2 separate regions of the Mus musculus genome follow, and region 2 is linked to region 1. Evidence: chromatin loops called from intact Hi-C (ENCODE). Cell type or tissue: heart. All regions are shown on one strand. Region 1 holds the start of Blm (Bloom syndrome, RecQ like helicase). Region 2 overlaps Furin (furin (paired basic amino acid cleaving enzyme)).

Region 1 (5,000 bases):
ACTGTAAACAATTACCTAAGAAAAATCTATTATAGCCTATTTTATAACTAAAATGTGTTAAGAACTTGTGAAAAAAACAAAAACAGGACCATTCGGTTGGCTTAGGCAGTAAGACTGCTGGCCAAGCCTGAGAACCTGATTCGAATCCCCTGGCCCCACACGATGGCAGAGAACTGCAAGTTGTTCTCTGATCCCATCAAGCTCACACACAAATAAAAAATACTGTTAAAGTTTTGTTATGAGTCAGGCAGTAGTGGTGCACACCTTTAATCTCAGCGCTCAGAAAGCAGAGGCAGGCAAATCTCTGAGTTCAAGGCCTGGTCTACTGAGTAAATTCCAGGACAGCCGGAGCTACACTGAGAAACCCTGACTCAAAACCACCCCCAAAATAATATTAATAATAACAAAAACAATAATAGCCAGAGTGACAGAAAGACATTATAAATGTAATGAGCATTTTAATGTTTGTTTTGGGTTTTGGAGACAGGGTCTCATATAGTCTAGACCGGTCTCAAATTTACTATGCACCCGAGGAAAACTTTCAACTTCTGATCCTTCTGTCTCCACCTTCTATGTGTGTGTGGATTATAGGCTTGCTCTGGGAGGTAGCTTGCTTCTAAGATAGTCTTTATAAAGCTGCTCTTAACTTTCCATTCTCCTGTCTCATTCAAAGTGCCAATTGGGGTCATAGGTGTGAACCACCAAAATTCCTAGTGGCAACTGATCTTATTCTACAGGAAAGCAAGATACTCAAAGGCTTTTAGGCACAAAATTATACAGATAATTTTTCAATTACTTTGAACCTGGTAAGACAGAAAAGGCCTGGGAAGATGGCTCAGTCAGTAAACTGCTTGTAGTATGAACATAGGGACCTGATTTCAGATCTCCAGAACCCACTTAGAAAGTCAGGAGTGGTAATGTGCATCTATAATGCCAGTCCTGGGAGGCTTGCTAGTTTAATCAGTAAGTTCCAGGTTCAGTGAGACTGCCCCAAACACTAAGATGGAAGACAACTGCAGAAGGTACCTCTGGTCTTCTTGCACATTAACACACACACACAAACATGGACAAGAACATACTCCTATCTCCATTCCTGACAAAAGGTAAAAATTTAGAAAATAGAGCATGTCCCTCAACCAAGTTTAAGATGCTACATTCTGTCCAGCAGTGGCAGCCATTGCCTTTAATTCCAGCACTCAGGAGGGAAAGGCAGTGGAATCAGGGTTCGAGGCCAGCCTGGTCTACAGTGGGCTACACAGAGAAATCTGTGAGTCTCTTTTGCAGAAGTACATATTTCACAGTATATACACTTTAAATAACAGGGATGGTGACATGGGTCTGTAACTCAAGCACTTGAGAGGTTGAGGCTGAAAAGATCATGGAGTCCAAAGTCACCCTCAGCTCTACAAGTTTGAGGCCAGACGGGACTACAAGATCCAAAACAAACAAACTGGTACTAAATCCCTATCTTGGGAACCTAAAAATCCCACTTCATCCAAGCAAAGTTAAAGTGACATCCAAACAGAATAGCAGTCAGGCTAACAAAATGTTGACTCAAGCCGGTGTGACGTCAACTCAGCACTGGATGGCTGAGACGGTGTGACGTCAACTCAGCACTGGATGGCTGAGACAAGTTCCTTCCAAGCTCAATTAAATGTATTACTCCCCAGGCGTCTGCCTCTCTCCTTCTCCTCCATCTTGTCATCTCTCGATCAGTCTTTCCCACCCCTACCCCTTGCTGAGGTAGGAGAGCTGTGTATTTAAAGGCGACACCGGAAGATGGCAGGTTCATCTCAGTCACCCTCACCCGGTAACCTATGACAGTTAAGAGGGACTGGGAGGAAGCCTGGGGCAGTGAGATAGGCTTCAGAGCTGGGCAGGTCCTATTCAAACCTCATCTGGCATCCAAGCCCGCGCGCCCTTTCGGCAAACGAGGTCTGAGCTCCTGCTTCTCCGATTAAAAACAGGGCACCTCCACCTCTTCTGGCGTCTCGAAAGCATGCATTGCTACGAGGGGTCGTTGCAGCACTACACAAACTACGGGAAGCAGATGAGCTAATTTCTCGCGTATGACAATCAAGGCCTTAAGGAAAGTGTGGACAGTGAGACTCGAGCCTCGGCCGCCTGACATGGCCTTTTCTGGGTCACCAGGTCTCTACTCCGGTCTGGGCTTCTCGCCACAAGCGAGGCTCGGAGAACCTGGGACGGATGACTGGTGAAATGGCCAAGGCCTCGGGCTCTGTTAGTCGGCGGAGCCACCGCAACCCAGCGCGCGCCGAACTCACCTCACTCAGGCTTACGTCGCGCCGGGCGGAACCACCATCCAAACTCCGCGCGCCGACACGGCCCTCCTGCGCCCCGCGCCGCACGCTCTGCGCGGCAAGAAGGATGATTCTGATTGGGTAATCCCTGAAGGATCTAACCAATACCGTGGCCTCTGGCTCCTGGCCCCGCCCCTAGAGCTGCTGGGGCGGTATCCCCCGAGCACGTACTACTAAAGCCCAATCCGAATGCAGCTGACCGGTCAGGTGATTATGGCAAACTACCTGGCTTCCGGCGTAGTAAGGCTTTGTTTTGTTTTTTGTTTTTTGTTTTCCTAGTGTAGGGAAAGGCGCCTGAAGCCCAGTCTGTGGCATGGTAGAGATTTTGTGATGTTTGAAGACAGCCGAGGCTTGCTAGTTCCGGTAAATCAGGCGAAGCGTCTGTGGGCCTCTTCTTTTGGATCTCACCCTCTATTCTTGTGAAACTTCGGCGGTTCTTCCACTGCTGACTGTCATTAATCGGTCGCAAGCTCAGATACTTCAGCTGGCATGCAGATGCCGAGGGTGAAGCTTCAGTTCTAGTGGGTAGCTTCCACCATGAATGCAGCCCGGTGATGCCTGATCTTCTATTTTTGTAACTTTTAGTTTTTTTGAGACCGGACCTTACATAGCCCAGGTTGGCCTCAAACCTCCACCAAATTGTGTAGGAGAAGCTGACCTTGAACTCCCGATCCACCTACTTACACTTCCCAAATACTAGGATTACATATTCCACCAAAGTGGGCTCTTGTTAATTTTTTTCTCTTCCAACCCTGTCATCTGTCCTTACCCTCTTTTTATTTTATTTATTTATTTATTTATTTATTTATTTATTTTGGTTTTTTGAGACAGGGTTTCTCTGTATAGCCTTGGCTGTCCTGGAACTCACTCTGTAGACCAGGCTGGCCTCCAACTCAGAAATCCACCTGCCTCTGCCTCCCAAGTGCTGGGATCAAAGGCGTATGCCACCACTGCCGGACCCTTTCCCTCTTTTAAGGAGTAAATTCAAACTGTTACAACAATATGGAAAACAGTACAAAGGATTTGAAAGATACTAAAAGTTACCTCATGACCCAGAAACATCTCCTCTGACATATACCCAAAGAAAATTAATAAATAACTTCCTAAAGCTATCAGCTTTCCCTTGTTCATTGCTGCATAATCCACAATAGCCAAGATATGAAAATAAGCTGTCAGGAGAAAGACGGGAAATGCACATCAGAATAGTAATTAGCCTGGTAAAAAGAACCAGATCTTTCCATTTAGGGACATTATGCTAAGTGAAATAAGCCAGACACAGTAAATTATTATTGCATGATCTTATATGTGGGATCTTTATAAAATTTAAATATTCATATCTAGAGAAAACTGGTGGAGAGTTGTGGGTTAGAGGACACATATAGTGAAAATACCTAGAGATCCAAAATACAATATGCAAGTTCTATATATTGCATTTGTGCTAAACTATTATGAGTTACAAAAACCAAGGAAGTATAGCTGCAGATGATGACTAGACTCATGTGTTTCATTATTGTAAATTTCTTACTATCTATATGTGTCTGCATCTTTAGGCATCCTGCTGACAAACTGATAAAATGTTTTTAAAGCTGCGTCTATGTAGCCCTAGCTAGCCTGTTACTTAATTATGTAGACTAAGCTGGCCTCAAACTTAGAGACATCTGCCTGCCTCTGCCTTCTGAGTGCTAGGAAGTGCAGGCATGCCTTGAAATTTCCTTCCTTCCTTCCTTCCTTCCTTCCTTCCTTCCTTCCTTCCTTCCTTTTTTTTCTCTTTTTCCCTTTTCTTTTTCCTTCCTTCCTTCCTTTCCTCCTCATTTCTTCTTTCTCTCTTTTGTTTGTTCTTTCTTTCTGAGACAGGGTTTCTTTGTGTAGTCTTGGCTGTCCTGAAACTCACTCTGTAGATCAGCCTCGCTTTGAACTCTGAGATCCACTTACCTCTGCCTCCCAAGTGTTGGCATTAAAGGTGGTTAACACAACTACCCAGCTATGCATTGAAATTTTAATGCCCTTGCCTTCCAAGGAGCATGCCTGCAGCACCAGACCCCAATAATTAAGCAGTTTTTAAATAGCAAATGGAAAAGCATACAGAATAGAGGTAAGAAGAAGATATGAACAATCTACCAAAAAGAGTAGAACCAACAACACTGGGACTCAAGTGGTCGCACCCAGGCAGTAAGTGTGATGCTCACAACTTCCTGAAGGAACACTTAGCTAAATGTGCCTGCATGTCACATTCTCCTTTTTCGTTTATCTTCACTTCTCTGTCCCTAGTCAAGTCATTGTGCTAGATGGGCCCTGAAGAACTACAATACATCTGGGCTCAGTCTGTCGAGAGGGACAATACATAAGTTAATATTCATAGTAGCAATACAAGTTAGCTGTGGTGGTGCATGCTTATAATTGAAACACTCGGGAGGCAGATGCAGGAAGATCTCCAATTTGAGGTCAGCCTGAGGTATGTAGCCAGACCCTGTCCCAAAACAAAACAGTACCAATCAATGTCATGAACATGCTAGCTCAAGTTATGCTATCACAACAGGGATGCAAATGCAGATGTGGAGGACCAGAAAAGACTGCAGAGAAGGTGCCCTGATCTGAGGGCAAGTGAAAGACCAGCACGCTTCCATGTAAGGCTTAAAAGTCATCTTATAGTAAAAACAAACTAGGTTCACTTCTGTTTAT
Region 2 (5,000 bases), 140 kb before region 1:
TCATTGGGAGCTGCCTCCCCACGCTGACAGGACAGGACAGGACAGTTCCCCCGAGGTCCCTGCCCAGGGCTCTCCCACCACTCTTTTCCAGCCCTTACATAATTGCCTGCTAGGTCGGGATGATTCTTCTCAATGCCGTCATCCAGGATGGAGACCACAATGCCATGGCCTGTGAAGCCCTGGGCCCAGGCCTCCTTCACATTCAGGTCTCGCTGAGTGACACCAGACTGCAGAGACAACCAGCCCATTACCAGAGATGTTTGGTTGTTCACTCAAAAGAATCAATTCTACCCCAAAACCTCTATCTCTACCCATCCCAGCTTAAAATGCCATTTCTGGGGACTGGAGGGATAGCTCAGCAGTTAAAAGTACTGGCTGCTCTTTCAAAGGACCCAGGTTCAATTCCCAGCACTCACTTGGTCACGACTGTCTGTAACTCCAGTTCCAGGGGGATCTGACAGCCTCATACACTCATGCAAGCACACCAATGTGCATAAAATAAAAATAAACCATTTTTAAAAATGCCACTTCTGGCTCCCATTGGAAATGTATAGATTCTGGGAAGGCTAGAGCAGTGGTTCTCAACCTATGGGTCGTGACCCCCCTGACAAATCTATCTCCAAAAATATTTACAATTCATAACAGTAGTTAAATTACAGTTATGAAGTAGCAACAAACATAACTTTACAGTTGGGGGGGGGGGGTCCTCACAACATGAGGAACTGAATTAAAGGGTTGCAACAGTAGGAAGGTTGAGACCCACTGGGTCAGAGGCAGAAAGAAGGGAGAAGAAAACAGAAGAAGCCAGGGTGAGCCTCATCCACTCACAGGACCTCACTGTGGTGGGGAGAGAACCAGAGTCCAAGGAGCATACCAGGTACCACTGCTGGGGGAACTTGGGGTCCGTGGGCTCCTGATACACGTCCCTCTTGGCTCTTCGCTTGGCTACCTGCTGCTCCAGCCACTTTACCTAGGAAGGAGAGGAGGATGGTATAGGTGTGGGGGTTGCAGAGTGAGGGCAGACTCAGAACAGAAGGGGGTGGCAGCCGGAAGGGCCAGGGCCACACTTACTTGAGGCTCCCTCTGTAGCCGGCTGTGCCGCGGGCGGTGAGGCGACAGGGACCGCTTTGTCACTGCTCTGTGCCAGAAGTGGTAATAGTCACCGAAGATCTGCAATGAAGCACTGAGTCTGAGATGGGCTTTCCATCTGCCAGTCCCTGGGGGAGGCAGAGATGGGGGTGGACAAGGCTGCTGGGGAGGCTCACAAAGGCAAGCGCCTGGGGGGGGGGCAATCTGTTCCCTGCTGAGGACCCACAAGAACATGCAGGGGATGGAGAGGGACACCATCCCCAAGATGTGCTGGGTTTTCTAAGCAACCTACAGGAAAGCCCACAAACAGGACAGTGTTACGGATCCCATCCCACCAGCCGCTCAGAACCTGCCTCTTGCCCAGACGCCCTGGAAGACAAGCTCAACAATTTCTGCTGCATGGTTTGAGAGTCTCTGCCCTCACTCTCTCCACCACCAGGTCATGTCCTGAAGTTACAAACAGGCCCAGTAAGAAGCTTACCTGGCCCAGGTTGTGGAAGCCATGCTTCTGCGCCACCCTATCAGCCACAGCTGGGCCTCCAGGAATGTGCACGGCCCAGGTGTTGGTGAAGATCTTCTGGCCTTGAGCATCAGCTGCCAGCAGGACCACGGCTCCTGCTGCTGCGACCACCCATAGCAACCAGGATCTCAGCTCCATGGGGGGGCAGGTGACTGGAACCCCAGAGCGCCTGTCTCCCTGGCCTGGTCACAGGGCCTTGGCTGCCACGTGCCTGCTCAGTGCCAGGGTCCCGGGGCTGACTGGTGGGGGCATGGGGCCGAGATGGGCAGGGCTGGAGGACAGGGTAAGGGCCAGATCTAAGGGAACAAGAGGAGGAAGGAAGAGTCAGTCCTCTCAGCCACACACTGATGCCGCCCCTCCTAGCCTCACGGCTGAGCCTAAAAGCAGTTTCAAAGGAGATGGACCTAAAAGGAGTTTCAAGGGAGATGGGTAAAACCAGCAAACACCTGAGGGGCTGGGAAGATGGCTCAGTAGGGACACTTACTGCCACCCAAGCATCAAAACCTGAGTTTGGAGTCCCAGGACCCACATTAAAGGCTTGGCAGCATTTGCCTGTAACTCCAGCACTGGGGGCAGGGCAGAGAAAAGAATCCCTGGGGCTTGCTAGCTGGTCAACCTAGCCAAGTCTGCAAGCTCCAGGTTTGGTAAGAGACCTGTCTTTAAAACAAAACAAAAACCAAGATCAGAAATAGGGGTAAGGGCTGGAGAGATGGCTTAGTAGTTAGGAGCACATACTGCTCCTGCAGGGGACAGCAGGGGACCAGAGTTCTCATCCCTGCACTTGTATTGGATCATTCACAGCAGCTTATAACTCCAGCTCCCAGGGATCCAACTGCAGCCTAGACATACAGACACAAAGACACACACACACACACACACACACACACACACACACCACAAACCCCCAAGGTGTCTCCGGAATAAATACAGCACATATCCCAAAGGTCAGCCAAACAGACACATGGGCCCACAGTCTCCCCCTCCCAAGCCTTTCTCCCATCACTAATACAACTACGGCTTGAGTTGCTCAAAATAAAAAGCAAACAATAACCAAAGAAAGATACATTATCAAATGGCATGTACACAGGATTCCATTTTGTTTTCTTAAAACTATACATGCAGATTTATACAAAACCACAACAAAATCTGGACGGATACAAGTTACTGCTTAACAGTCGCTCCTTGGAGAGTCTGAGAATTATGAGTAGCAATTGTTACTTTCTGCTTTGTGCTACTGTACGCTCTCAAAATATCCAGGCATATTTTATAAAAGAATAAATGTTGGCTCTTTAAAAAATGAACAGAGTCTACCCAACTCAATTAGGGCATCCTGGTTCAGCAAAAAGGTGAGCTGTAGGGAGTTATTTAAAAGACTCTCAGTCCCCAAGAGGAAAGAGTGGGTGACTCGAGTTGGGATGGAGGCTGAGGAGCCACACTCTGAGCATGAGGGATTCCTGAGGTTTTGCCACCCTCTAGGGCTGAGATGACAGCCATCTTTAGAGGCAGGGCCCAAGCTGTTTCCTGGGCAACTTTGCTCCTGCTAGTCCAGCCCTGCTGCCCCCTGGCGTGTTCCAGGCCCACCACCTTGCGTAATCTGAGCCAGGCTGCCAGGGCAAACACTGGCGCTGAGCCTGGAACACCAAGGTGAGGCCGAATCAGTAGCCCTGAGTGGTGTTTTTCCTCCTTCAGCAAACAGACAGCAAGACCTCTCTGCCTGGGGCCACATAACTGTCCCCATAAAGGGCCCCTGACTAGCCACAAGCCAAGCTCCTGGGGTAGGTGGCAGCTAGGAGAGGTTCCAGTAGGCTGCTGGGGATGTCCTGTCTAAGTGCCAGGATCCCGATGCCCCTACCATTCCCATGGCCCAGCCCTAGAGGTAGCCACTTGGCCAAATGGTAAAATGTAGATACCTCAGCACACTGCCCTGTGGAGCTGGGCAGATCTGCTAGCCACTGGGAACGCCAAGATTCTCCAGGAACTGCCACTAGCTACCCAGCCTCCCTAACTGCTGCCATCTCACCCTATAGGCTGAGGGGACTCCACACACAATCCTGGAGTATTTTCAGTTTACACCAAAATAACCTGACAGCTGATGGCAGGAGACATCCACGAGGCAGACTCCATGCCTGAAGGGCAGAGTCCAAAGGGCTCCGAAGACATGCCTCAGAGTTAGAGCTCCGTGCCTCCACGTAGAAACAGGACTCTTGCCACATCTAAAACCTCTTTAGTTTAGAAATGTGCAGACTCCCTGCTCCAAGTTTTGAGACCTGCCTACAACTTCCAAATTATGGCTGGGTCGGTCTGGGTCTAGCCCAGGTTTCAGCAAACTATAGATGGGGCCACTGAGACAGAACCCCCACCACACCTCGAGAAAGATGGTCTGCTTCCCTCCACACCAAGTCTCCCCAACTGTGGTAAGGGTGGGATATGAATTCCAGACATCAGAGAGCCCTGCCTCGTCATCAAGACACATAGGAGGATACACACACCACACACACACACACACACACACACACACACAAAAGAACTGTGAACAATGAATGAACAGGCTTCTCCCCACCCCCATTCCAGACTCTGACTCACCCTCTGAGTCCCAGTTGTCTCAAAACCAGGAGACTGGATATATTTCTAGCCTCTCTGGGTCAGTTTTGCCCAGCCATCAGTGCTGGGCCTGACTAGAGAATAGGCTATAGTACTGTCCTAGCTCTTTTCTTAGGCAAAGCCTTTCTGTCTCTCCCTAGAACCTACAGACAGAGATAACCACAACCATTCCAGGCATAAGACGGGCACTTACCCCCAGGTGTGGCTGCTGTTTCTAGGACCTGGAGACCCAGCTGAGGCAGCCACAGAGCAAGCCACCAAAGACTGCTGGGAAACCCAATCAGGTCTCTCTTTCCAGCAGAGACCCCAAGGCAGGTCCTGTTACAGGCACCTCCCAGGAAATTTTAACTCCTAGTCCCTGCTCAACTACTTACACAAGTCATTTCCACTCTCTGGGCCTCAGTTTCCTTGGTGGTTAAAAACTATTAGGACAGAGGCTTTCAAACTTTTTTTAAGCCATAGGATCCTCTTTTTAAAAAAATACAAATTTTAGATAGAAGCCCAAAACAGGAAACACACACCTAATCTGCTCGCCCACCCTCCTTTTCTATGTCCACACCTGGCCAGCAGCCACATGCCCTCACTGGGCCACATCACCTGCGTCGTCTTGGCACTTCCCAAGTCAGAGAGAATCCCAGTGCTTCAGAGAGATGAAAGTCCACTTCCCCTAGGCGCAAAGCCCTGGGGCGGTGGGAACGGCGGCACCGAGCAGACTAGTGTCTGCTGTCAGACCTGTATGGCAAGCAGGCCGCCCCTCGGCTAGCCACCCGATGGATGGGGGCAGCAGGGG

Evidence for each region. Hi-C counts contacts between places; a loop is a spot of excess contacts. Peaks named below come from ENCODE experiments on the same cell type or tissue, not always from the same donor. Only the 100,000 strongest peaks of a DNase experiment are listed, where the experiment ranks them.
Region 2: it touches region 1 in a loop (2.6-fold over the local background); 4 of 42 quality-filtered maps call a loop at or near these places.

Annotation. Positions count from the first base shown.
Region 1 is chr7:80,532,758-80,537,757 of GRCm38, forward strand. Blm (Bloom syndrome, RecQ like helicase) reads right to left here and starts at 2,362. Exons shown (of 22, transcript NM_001042527.2): 1 at 2,286-2,362. In heart, a CTCF peak has its summit at 2,354; DNase peaks (open chromatin) are centred at 1,804 and 2,444; H3K4me3 peaks cover 2,306 bases; H3K27ac peaks cover 1,870 bases.
Region 2 is chr7:80,397,024-80,402,023 of GRCm38, forward strand. Furin (furin (paired basic amino acid cleaving enzyme)) reads right to left here. Exons shown (of 16, transcript NM_011046.3): 2 at 1,571-1,905; 3 at 1,072-1,170; 4 at 875-970; 5 at 99-227. The coding sequence starts at 1,747. Among named protein-coding and RNA genes, the nearest start is that of Furin, 3.3 kb to the right of the region's middle. In heart, CTCF peaks have their summits at 2,348 and 3,155 (motif pointing left); DNase peaks (open chromatin) are centred at 1,812 and 3,258; H3K4me3 peaks cover 2,152 bases; H3K27ac peaks cover 2,698 bases.